Linked DNA regions of Homo sapiens: region 2 is linked to region 1. Evidence: chromatin contacts called from ENCODE Hi-C or POLR2A ChIA-PET data. All regions are on one chromosome and are shown on one strand. The core of a region is the stretch at or near the end of the contact, and the rest is flanking DNA. Distances in the headings are between cores, read along the strand shown.

Evidence for each region. Hi-C counts contacts between places; a loop is a spot of excess contacts on that map. ChIA-PET counts read pairs that join two places held with the same protein, here RNA polymerase II (POLR2A). Pooled maps may share reads with other maps.
Region 2: a pooled map shows a loop between it and region 1 (2.2-fold over the local background). The contact joins the enhancer-like site here to the promoter of LINC02265 in region 1. A Hi-C loop is called at or near these places in 2 of 50 pooled maps. POLR2A ChIA-PET finds 5 or more read pairs at or near these places in 4 of 52 experiments (A549, CD8-positive, alpha-beta memory T cell, PC-9 and 1 more).

Annotation. Positions count from the first base shown.
Region 1 is chr4:40,305,935-40,310,976 of GRCh38, reverse strand. LINC02265 (long intergenic non-protein coding RNA 2265) reads right to left here and starts at 3,792. Exons shown (of 4, transcript NR_121641.1): 1 at 3,491-3,792; 2 at 2,649-2,700. RefSeq lists enhancers at 341-979, 1-1,049, 980-1,618, 2,623-2,752, 3,323-3,372 and a silencer at 1,391-1,685.
Region 2 is chr4:39,944,091-39,948,764 of GRCh38, reverse strand. All of the region lies in intron 2 of PDS5A (PDS5 cohesin associated factor A), which reads left to right. Among named protein-coding and RNA genes, the nearest start is that of PDS5A, 31 kb to the left of the region's middle. Within about 2 kb of position 2,369, at least 6 of the 41 ENCODE cell types and tissues checked have a DNase peak (open chromatin) inside an H3K27ac peak, as active enhancers do.

The sequences.
Region 1 (5,042 bases), core at 2,543-5,042:
CATTCTCTAATTCTTCAGTAATAAAATGTCAAATGTTACCAAGGCCCATGGTTGCTCTGCCTCATTCCCCAGTATACCTGACAGTGAACTCATGTCTGAGGACTGGTCAGCAGGATGTAAGGGAGAGTGGTGAGCACTTCTCTTTCTTTTCTTTTTTCTTTTTTTTTCTTTTTGAGACAGAGTCTCGCTTTGTTGCTGGGGACTGGGGTGCAGTGGTGCCATCTCAGCTCACTGCAACCTCCGTCTTCCAGGTTCAAGTGATTCTCCTGCCTCAGCCTCCTGAGTAGCTGGGACTGCAGGTATGTGTTACCATGCCTGGCTAATTTTTGTATTTTTAGTACAGATGGGGTTTCACTGTGTTGTCCAGGCTGGTCTCGAACTCCTGACCTCTGGTGATCCTCTCACTTTGGCCTCCGAAAGTGCTGAGATTACAGGCATGTGCCACCGCACCTGGCCAGTGAGCACTTTAAAGAACTAGAATGTACCCTTCTCTGTTCCTTTCCTCCTGACCAGTGACTGAAACGCTGAACCAAGCTTGGAGCTGGAGCAGCCATTTTGGGCCACGAGGTAGAAGCCATGTGTTGAAGAGAATGGAACAAGATGGAAGAAACCTGGTGATCAGGGAGCCGCCATAACAGTCTTGGGTTGTCTCTGTTTACATGAGAGGTAAATAAATTATTATTATTATTATTATTATTTTGAGATGCAGTATCGCTCTGTCACCCAGGCTGGAGTGCAGTGGCACGATCTCAGCTCACTACAACCTCCACCTAAGCAATTCGCTTGCCTCAGCCTCCCGAGTAGCTGGGACTATGGGTACCTGCCACCAGGCCTGGCTAATTTTTGTATTTTTGGTAGAGATGGGCTTTCACCATGTTGACTAGGCTGGTCTCGAACTCCTGGCCTCAAGTGATCCACCCACCTCGGCCTCCCAATGTGCTGGGATTGCAGGCATGAGCCATCACACCCAGCCTTTATTATATCCAGTGATTTAACAAAAACCACTTATATTTGGGGTTCTCAGTTATAAGTATTATGTTCGAACACAGAAAGTGAAACTATTTGAAAGTTTCTTGTAGAATTGGCTGGGAAGAAAGGCAATTCATTCCCTTTGAAGGATTTCATTCCCGGGATGTGGCTGCCTGCTTAAAGAGCAGGTTCCATTCTGTAGAGGAAGCTTGGGAGACAAGGAAAGACCCTCATTTCAAAAATATAGCCACTTCACTTCCTGCTGACTTGAGTTTTTGTTTTGTTAAACTGGTTTCTCTTTTAAAACAAATGTCCCCTCAGTAAACTAAGCTCATTTGTTGTTCACACCTGAGAACCAGAGCATCCTCTGCTGATTAGTAAGGAGTTTGGGGGAAGGGGAGTTGCGACTAGGCTGCAGGAGGAAGTGACACTTGGGGGAGGATAGGCCAAGGTGGTGGGATTGATGGGACTCGGAAAGTCCCTGAAAGCAGGGAAACAAAGAAGTGGGAGAAGGGCCAGACAGGGTCGCGCTCACGCTCTAAATCGCACTGGCTCGGCTTTGACTTGCTCTCAAGACACTGGGAACAGCGCGTGAACACCAGAGGGCAGCAGCGCAAGATGAAATTAACAGGGACTCTTCACAGGGCCCCTGGCTTCAGGTCTCAGGGAGAGCCAGCCTTCCCATCCAACCTGGATCTGCCTGGTTTCCTTTGTCCAAAGTCAACCAGGGTGGAAGACTTCAACCAAAGTGGGCAGGGCCCACTTTCATACACATTCCTTCAGGGATTCCTGGTGATGGTCGTTCCCCCTCTCTAGTCCACTGATGCCATCTCTATCACACATTTAACATTGTATTAAAATAGTCTTTAATGTGGGTTATATATGCTTCTTACCTAGCCACACCCTAAGCAATCAGACCTGTGAAATGATGATTTTGGTGTGCTGGTGTGTGTATGTTATAATTATTACATTAGAATATCTATATCACCAGAAAATCATCTATCACCTATAGGATGTATATCACACTTGGAAAAATGTTGCATTACTTCATTAAATTCCCCCCAATGACCCAATGAAGAAAGTGATATTATTCTCCCCATTTTCTAGATGAGGAAACTGAGGCTCAGAGAGGTTAAATATCTTCCTCAAGAATTTTCGCCAGAGCTGGGATTTGAACCAAGGTCTGCTTGACTTAGAAGGCAGTGGTCCTTGCTTTCTCCCGAGGAGAAGGGAGCAGAGATACCTAAAGATGCCTGACTCCCAATCCCATGGGAACATGCCCCCTGCGGGCTCACTTCCTCTCCTCTTTGTCTTCAATTTCTAAGAATGTCTTCTTTTCACTAAAACAAAACACTCCAGAATGCATTCTGCATGAATAAAGACTGCCAACTCCATGGCAGAAATAACATACCTTTTGGGAATGTTTATCACTTCTAAAATGATGATAAAGAAATTCAACAGTTTGTATTTCTGGACGAACTAGGGGAGAAGAGGAAATAAAGTATCTACAGAGTATCACAACACACCTACAGGAAGCTGAGCAAAGTAGACTAATCACACTGGGCCCGGAGGACGGCTGGTAACAGAAACCTCAACGTTTATCTGAAGTGACTGCTCATCCCCGGGCACCACGGTGACAGGTGTGATAGAAAGATAAAACCCTAGACTCTGCTGCTCACCTGCCGTTGGGCCTTGGTCAAGCCACTTCTCTCTGAGCTTCAACTGCCCCATCTGTAAGAGGATAACAATTCCGGCCTCAGGGGGTCATCATAGCAACAAATGAGGAACCTGTAAATTAGTGCGAAAACACCCCACTTACTACTACTGTTTTTAAATGATTGTGAGAGTAAAAAGGGCCTTCGTGTTCAGAACCCAATCAGCTTAGAGTGAATTGTAGCACTTGGCAAATACTGCCTTTTCTGCTTGGAAACTTCACTTAAAAAGAAAAAAAAAATGAGGTCAAAGAGCGATTCCTAAAGCAAAAGAAAATTGCTAAACTTTAGACTATTCCTGACCCCAAAGTCCTCCTTCAGACCATGTTTCCCCTTTTTCACTCATATCTAGCCCAACATGCATAAATCCTTGCTTCTACCAGAGGGCCACACAGAGGAATGGACAGACAGGAAGAGTCTTTGCCCAATTAGTTTCACTTCCTCCCTGGCACCCCATGGTCACAGCCCTGGAGAATTGTTTTCTGCGGCGCTGAGGGCTACATTTTCGTTTTAACCAGCGCAAGGTAGGCAAGAGACTTAAGTCAGAGAGCTTGATGATGTAATGAATTTGCCAGCTGCCAACGACACTAGGACCTCATCACATTTCTTTGTTTTCCTTTCTAACCCCAAATCTAGCAGGCATCCCTGTTCTCATTAACAAAGCCTCCTATTAGCACCATTGCTCCCTAACTACCATCGGACCTCACAGGGAGAAGTTCTGTATCGAGAACAGTAGAGCAAAAAGACAGGAGGAAAGCAAGTCCCCAACATCATGCAGCCCACATACTAGCTCTGGATGGCTTACGTACGATGAAATCTCCAAGATGCCTTCCAAAAACCAGATGACCCTGTCCTTTCTGGAACTACCGCCGTCCCTTGTAACTCTGTAAGCTTCATTTCCAACCTCATCCTGCTCTAACTCGAGCACAAACATAAGTCTGTAGAACCACAGTGGCCTTGGGGGCATCATTCTCTTTGCCTTGTCAACATTTCTATTTTATATCCCTCCCTGCTCCTGTCTAGAGGTTGGTACTCAGTCTCCTGAGACTCATCTTATAGATAGAGCTTGATGGACCACGGGGAGAGGGCATCACTCCTGCTACAGTCTGAATGCACACACCTGGGGCCCAGCTGCCCAACCTTCCACCGCTGAAGTTCAAACAGTTGCATCTTAGACAACTCCTCCACTTCTAATCAGCCCAGCATAGAGGGAGTTTGGAGGTGTCAGACACCCATCAATGGCTGAGAGAGAAAGAAATATAGTGAAAGACCTGTTAGCAGTTCTGTTGTGCCCAACAGAACTCTCATTTGTCTTATGTCTAAAAAGCTGGCCATTGACTTTCAACAGGATTTCACTGATGCTATTAGAAAATATTTTACCACTAAATGAAAATAAAGATAAACTGCCTTTCTGAAGATGCAAAAGGTAAGAGATAATACATAAAAATGCAAGTTGATCAAATTTCACTTGATGTTTGATGACCCTCAGTGTCCCAGAACATTGCTTTGGGAATTATTTTCTCCTTTGATCTTGCAGAACAGTGTGAATGGACATAGAGGCCATTTGTATAAAAGAGGAACCTAAGGACGTAGGGGAAAACAAAAGAATCTGTCAGGGATGGGAAAAGCACACCCATTTAAATATGCAGAAACCTTAATGCCAGTGTCTGGCTAGCTATTAAGCAGTAATTCCTTCTCTATCCCTTATCATATCTACCAGTTACTCTGCAAGATTCTTCAGTGTAAAGAGCACTGTAAAATGTATTTTTCAGATTTATCTCGTCTTTTTGCCAGATCAGCCCACCCCATGCATATCTGCCAGCTGCCTCTTACACAATCCCTCAGAGCCCACGGAGCTGCACTGTGGGCCCTCAGATGATCTGATGCAGGTATAGAACCCCTCCCCCACATTCTTTTCTTGCTAGCTTGCCTCCATTACAAACCATCTTCCTCACTCAGATATTTTCAATCCTGGTAGTTTTTGCTTGTTTGTTTGAGACAGGGTTTCACGCTGTCACCCAGGCTGGAGTGCAGTGGTGCAATCATAGCTCACTGCAGCCTTGACCTCCTGGGCTCAAGTGATTCTCCTTCCTCAGCCTCCCAAAGTGCTGGGTTTACAGGCGTGAGCCACTGCACCTGACTTCCCCAGCAGTTTTGACCGTGATCTCATTTGCCTCTTTCTCCTGATTAGGCCAGCATTAGAGCATCCAAGAGGCTGCATAATATGGAATAAACATAGGTCATTAGATTTAAATCAAAATTCTGGCTTTTTACTTCCTAGCGATGCAAGCTTTGTTGAGTTCCTTAACTTTTCTTAGCACTTCTGCTTTTTAAAAAAAGTTGCTATAATACTAAATCGTA
Region 2 (4,674 bases), core at 1,120-3,619, 360 kb after region 1:
TAATCCCAGCTACTCAGGAGGCTGAGGCAGGAAAATTGCTTGAAGCCAGGAGGCAGAGGTTGCAGTGAGCTGAGATGGCACCACTGCACTCCAGCCTGGGCAGCAGAGTGAGACTCGGTCTTTAAAAAAAAAAAAAAAAAAAATCCAGGCGTGGTAGCTCACACGTGTAATCCCAGCACTTTGGGAGGCCGAGGCAGGTGGATCATGAGGTCAGCAGTTCAAGACCAGCCTGGCCAAGATGGTAAAACCCCATCTCTACTAAAAATACAAAAATTAGCAGGGCCTGGTGGTAGGCGCCTATAAACCCAGCTACTCGGGAGGCTGAGGCAGAGAATTGCTTGAACCCGGGAGGCGGAGGTTGCAGTAATGCAGTGAGCCGAGGTCGCACCATTGCACTCCAGCCTGGGTGACAGAGCAAGACTCCATCTCAAAAAAAAAAAAAAAAAAAAAAAGGTTTGATTCACCTTTTGGCTATTGTGAATAATGCTGCTATAAACATTCTTGTGCAAATTTCTCTTTTCTTTTTCTTTCTTTCTTTTTTTTTTTTTTTTTTTGAGACGGGATATCTTGCTGTGTTGCCTACCTCCTGAGCTTAAGGAATCCTGCTGCCTCAGTCTTTCAAGTAGCTGAGACTACTGGTACGTGCTACCATACCCAGCTAATTTTTAAATCTTTAGTAGAAATGGGGTCTTGCAGTTGTTGCCCAGGCTAGTCTTGCATTCCTTGTCTCAAGGCATCCTCCCTCCTTGTCTTTCCAAATTGCTAAGATCATGGGAGTGAGCCACCATTCCTGGCTTATGTGCAAATTTTTGTGTGGACATTGCCATTATTTGGATAAGGTTTGTCCTCACCAAAACTTATGTTGAAGTTTGGTTCTCATTGCAGCAGTGTTGGGAATTGGGGCCTACTGGGAGGTGTTCCATCATGGGGCCAGTCCCTCATGAATAGATAATGCCATCTTGTGAGAGTGAGTTCTCACTCTTCTGGGACTGGATTAGTTACCCAAAAAGTGGGTTCTTATAAACAAGCTTGGTCCAACTCACAGCCCGTGGGTCACATGTGACCCAGGATGGCTTTGAATGTGGCCCAACACACATTCATAAACTTTCTTAAAACATTATGAGACTATTGTGCAATTTTTTTTGTTTGTTTTAAGGTTATTAGCTATCATTAGTGTTAGTGTACTTTATGTGTGGTCCAAGACAATTCTTCTTCCAGTGTGGCCCAGGGAAGCCAAAGGATTGGACACTACTGTTAGAAAGCAGGTTTACTCCCTCATGTTTATTTCATGTTTCCTCTCTCTTTTTTTTCCCCCCTTTCAGACAGTCTCTCTCTCACCCAGACTGGAGTGCAGTGGCATGATCTTGGCTCACTGCAGCCTCCGCCTCCCGGTTCAAGTTATCTGCCTCAGTCTCCTGAGTAGCTGGGAGTACAGGCACATGCCACCATCCCAGGCTAATTTTTTGTATTTTTAGTAGAGATGGGGTTTCACAATGTTAGCTAGGCTGGTCTTGAGCTCTTGACCTCAAGTGGTCCGCCAGCATCACCCTCCCAAATTGCTGGGATTACAGGCGTGAACCACCATGCCTGGTCATGTTTGTTTAATTTCTTTGTCAGATTATTCATTCCAAGTGTATAGAAATAGGATTTTTAAAAAACATATTTTAATTAATTTTTTTTTCTCAATAGAGATAGGGTCTTCCTGTGTTGCCCAGGCTGATCTCGAACTCATGGGCCTGAAGTAATTCCCCTCACCTCATCCCCTCACAGTGCTGGTTTTACAGATGTGAGCCACCACTTCCAGCCTATAGTAGTCCTTTATGATCAGTTTTATTTATTTCTCTTTTTCCCAAGACACAAGTCTTGCTGCAACGCCCAGGCTGGAGTGCAGTGGTGCAATCTTGGCTCACTGCAATCCACACCTCCTGGGTTGAAGCGATTCTCCTGCCTCAGCCTCCCAAGTAGCTAGGATTACAGGTGCCCGCCACGCCTGACTGATTTTTTGTATTTTTAGTAGAGACAGGGTTTCACCATATTGCCCAGGCTGGTCTCGAACTCCTGACCTCAAGTGATCCGCTTGTCTTGGCCTCCCAAAGTTCTGGGATTACAGGCATGAGCCACCACGCCTGGCCAATGGGTTTTATTTCTGTAAGGTAATTAGTAACATGTCTATTTTCATTCTGAATGTAGTAATTTGGTCTTTTTTTCTTGGTCAGTCTAGCTGAAAAGTCGTCAGTTTTGTTGATGTTTTCAAAGAACCAGCTTTTTGTTTCCCTTTCTCTAGCTGCCATCATGTTCTTCTGGGTGGTAATATTTTTGGCAACTGATATAGGAAGGCGATGCCCACTTCTGCTTCTCTGCCACTGTCTGCTTTTTCCCACCACCCGTTTCTCATCGTGCCTGTAGGGGAATTTCCCTATACTTACTGTTGATTTTCCTCTAAACTCTCACTGCTCCTGCCATAATTAATTCCATCTGCCTTTTTCCCACATATGTACGCTTGTCTGCTTGAATCTCTTTTCCTTTCCTTTTTTTTTCTTTCTTTTTTTTTTTTTATTGAGATGAAGTCTCACTCCATCACCCAGGTTTGAGTGCAGTGATGTGATCTCAGCTCACTGTAACCTCTGCCTCCTGGGTTCAAGCGATTCTCCTGCCTCAACCTCCCAAGTATATGGGATTACAGACACCTGCCACCATGCCCAGCTAATTTTTGTGTTTTTAGTAGAGACGAGGTTTCGCCTTGTTGGCCAGGCTGGTCTCGAACTCCTGACCTCAAGTGATCCCCCCCTCCCTCCACGGCCTCCCAAAGTGCTAGGATTACAGGCGTGAGCCACTGCGCCTGTCCTGCTTTTTTTTCTTTCAACTCTTAATCCGTTTAACCTTAGAAAAACTGCTGTGTTTTATTTTATTTTTGAGCAAAAACACCTTACATAATGTTTGATCATTTTAAGCATAAGGCAAACGATTTACCTTTATGAAGGAAAAGGAAAGCCAGAGTACTTGACATTCAGTTAATGGATTAAGAGATCTATTAAGTTGCTAGATGCTCCCATCTAAATTTTCTACTGTAGTCTTCATCTAACTAAATTGTGACAAAGTAGGCTTTTTGAGTTTGCCTGGGAACATAATCACTTAGTAGTTATAACTAATACAGTACAGTTTTTATAGTATAATGTGTGTATTTCAGTAGTCATTTGGGGAAGCATTCCTCCTACTATACTATATGTAACATATAGGTAAGAGTACTAAGCAGTGAGTGACTAGCTACATTGCCTGCATTTAATTTTTTTTTTTTTTTTTTTTTTTGAGGCAGTCTCGCTCTGTCGCCCAGGCTGGAGTGCAATGGCGTGATCTCTGCTCACTGCAAGCTCCACTTCCCGGGTTCATGCCATTCTCCTGCCTCAGCCTCCCTAGTAGCTGGAACTATAGGCGCCTGCCACCACGCCTGGCTAATTTTTTGTATTTTTAGTAGAGACGGGGGTTTCACCATGTTAGCCAGGATGGTCTCGATCTCCTGACCTCATGATCCGCCCACCTTGGCCTTCCAAAGTGCTGGGATTACAGGTGTGAGCCACTGCACCCGGCCGCCTGCATTTAGATTTTTATGCCCTTGGACAACTTATTTGGCCTGTTTCCTCATCTGTTAAACGGGGGTATTAATAATAATGCTTCTCATAGATATCATTGTATTACATAAGTTAATAGTGTATTCAAATTATTTGAAATGTACCTGACGCATAGCAGGAACACAATACATGTTAGCAGCTATTAGTACTATTGCAAGTGGTTCCTATAAACAAATAGGCTTTAAGAATTAAGAATTTGTAAAGAAAATAAAATGGAAACAGTTTGAGCTGTAAAGAAAAAAAGAATAGAGGATTTATTATGTGAGGGTCAAAATATAGAATGATTTGTTTGTATCATATCGTCTTCACTCGTTTTATTCTTCCATCTTACAAATACCCAAAGATTAGAGAGCATCTGAGGTTATGTTAAAACCAAGTCTCAAAGCCTTTGAACCCGCCATGCATGTATCAAACTCTCAGCTTTTTGTTTTTTTTTTTTTTTTTGAGATGGAGTTTCGCCGTTGTTGCCCGGGCTGGAGTGTAGTGGTGTGATCTTGGCTCACTGCAACCTCCGCCTCCCAGGTTCAAGCGATTCTCCTACCTCAGCCTCCCGAGTAGCTGGTATTACAGGCATGCACCACCAAGCCTGGCTAAGTTTTTGTATTTTTAGTAGAGACGGGCTTTCTCCATGTTGGTCAGGCTGGTGTGAAACTCCTGACCTCAGGTATCCGCCCACCTCGGCCTCCCGGAGTGCTGGGATTACAGGTGTGAGCCACTGTGCCCCGCCACACTCTCAGCCTTTAAGGCCACTCATAATGTTTTAGGACCTTATGAATTCCCCTTGAGGCTAAAAATAACTTCTATTATGATTGTTCTGTTACAGTCAGTATCCAGGTAATTTTTAAGAATCGTGTTTGTGGGTTATCTTGAAGGCGGAAATAAATGGAGTAAACCATTTCTTACCTACATTAGAAACCTTCCATAATGATTAATAGTGTATTTTTTTTTTTTTTTTTTTTTGAGACGGAGTCTCACTCTGTTTCCCAGGCTGGACTGCAGTGGTGTGATCTCGGCTCACTGCAAGCTCCGCCTTCCTGGGTTCACGCCA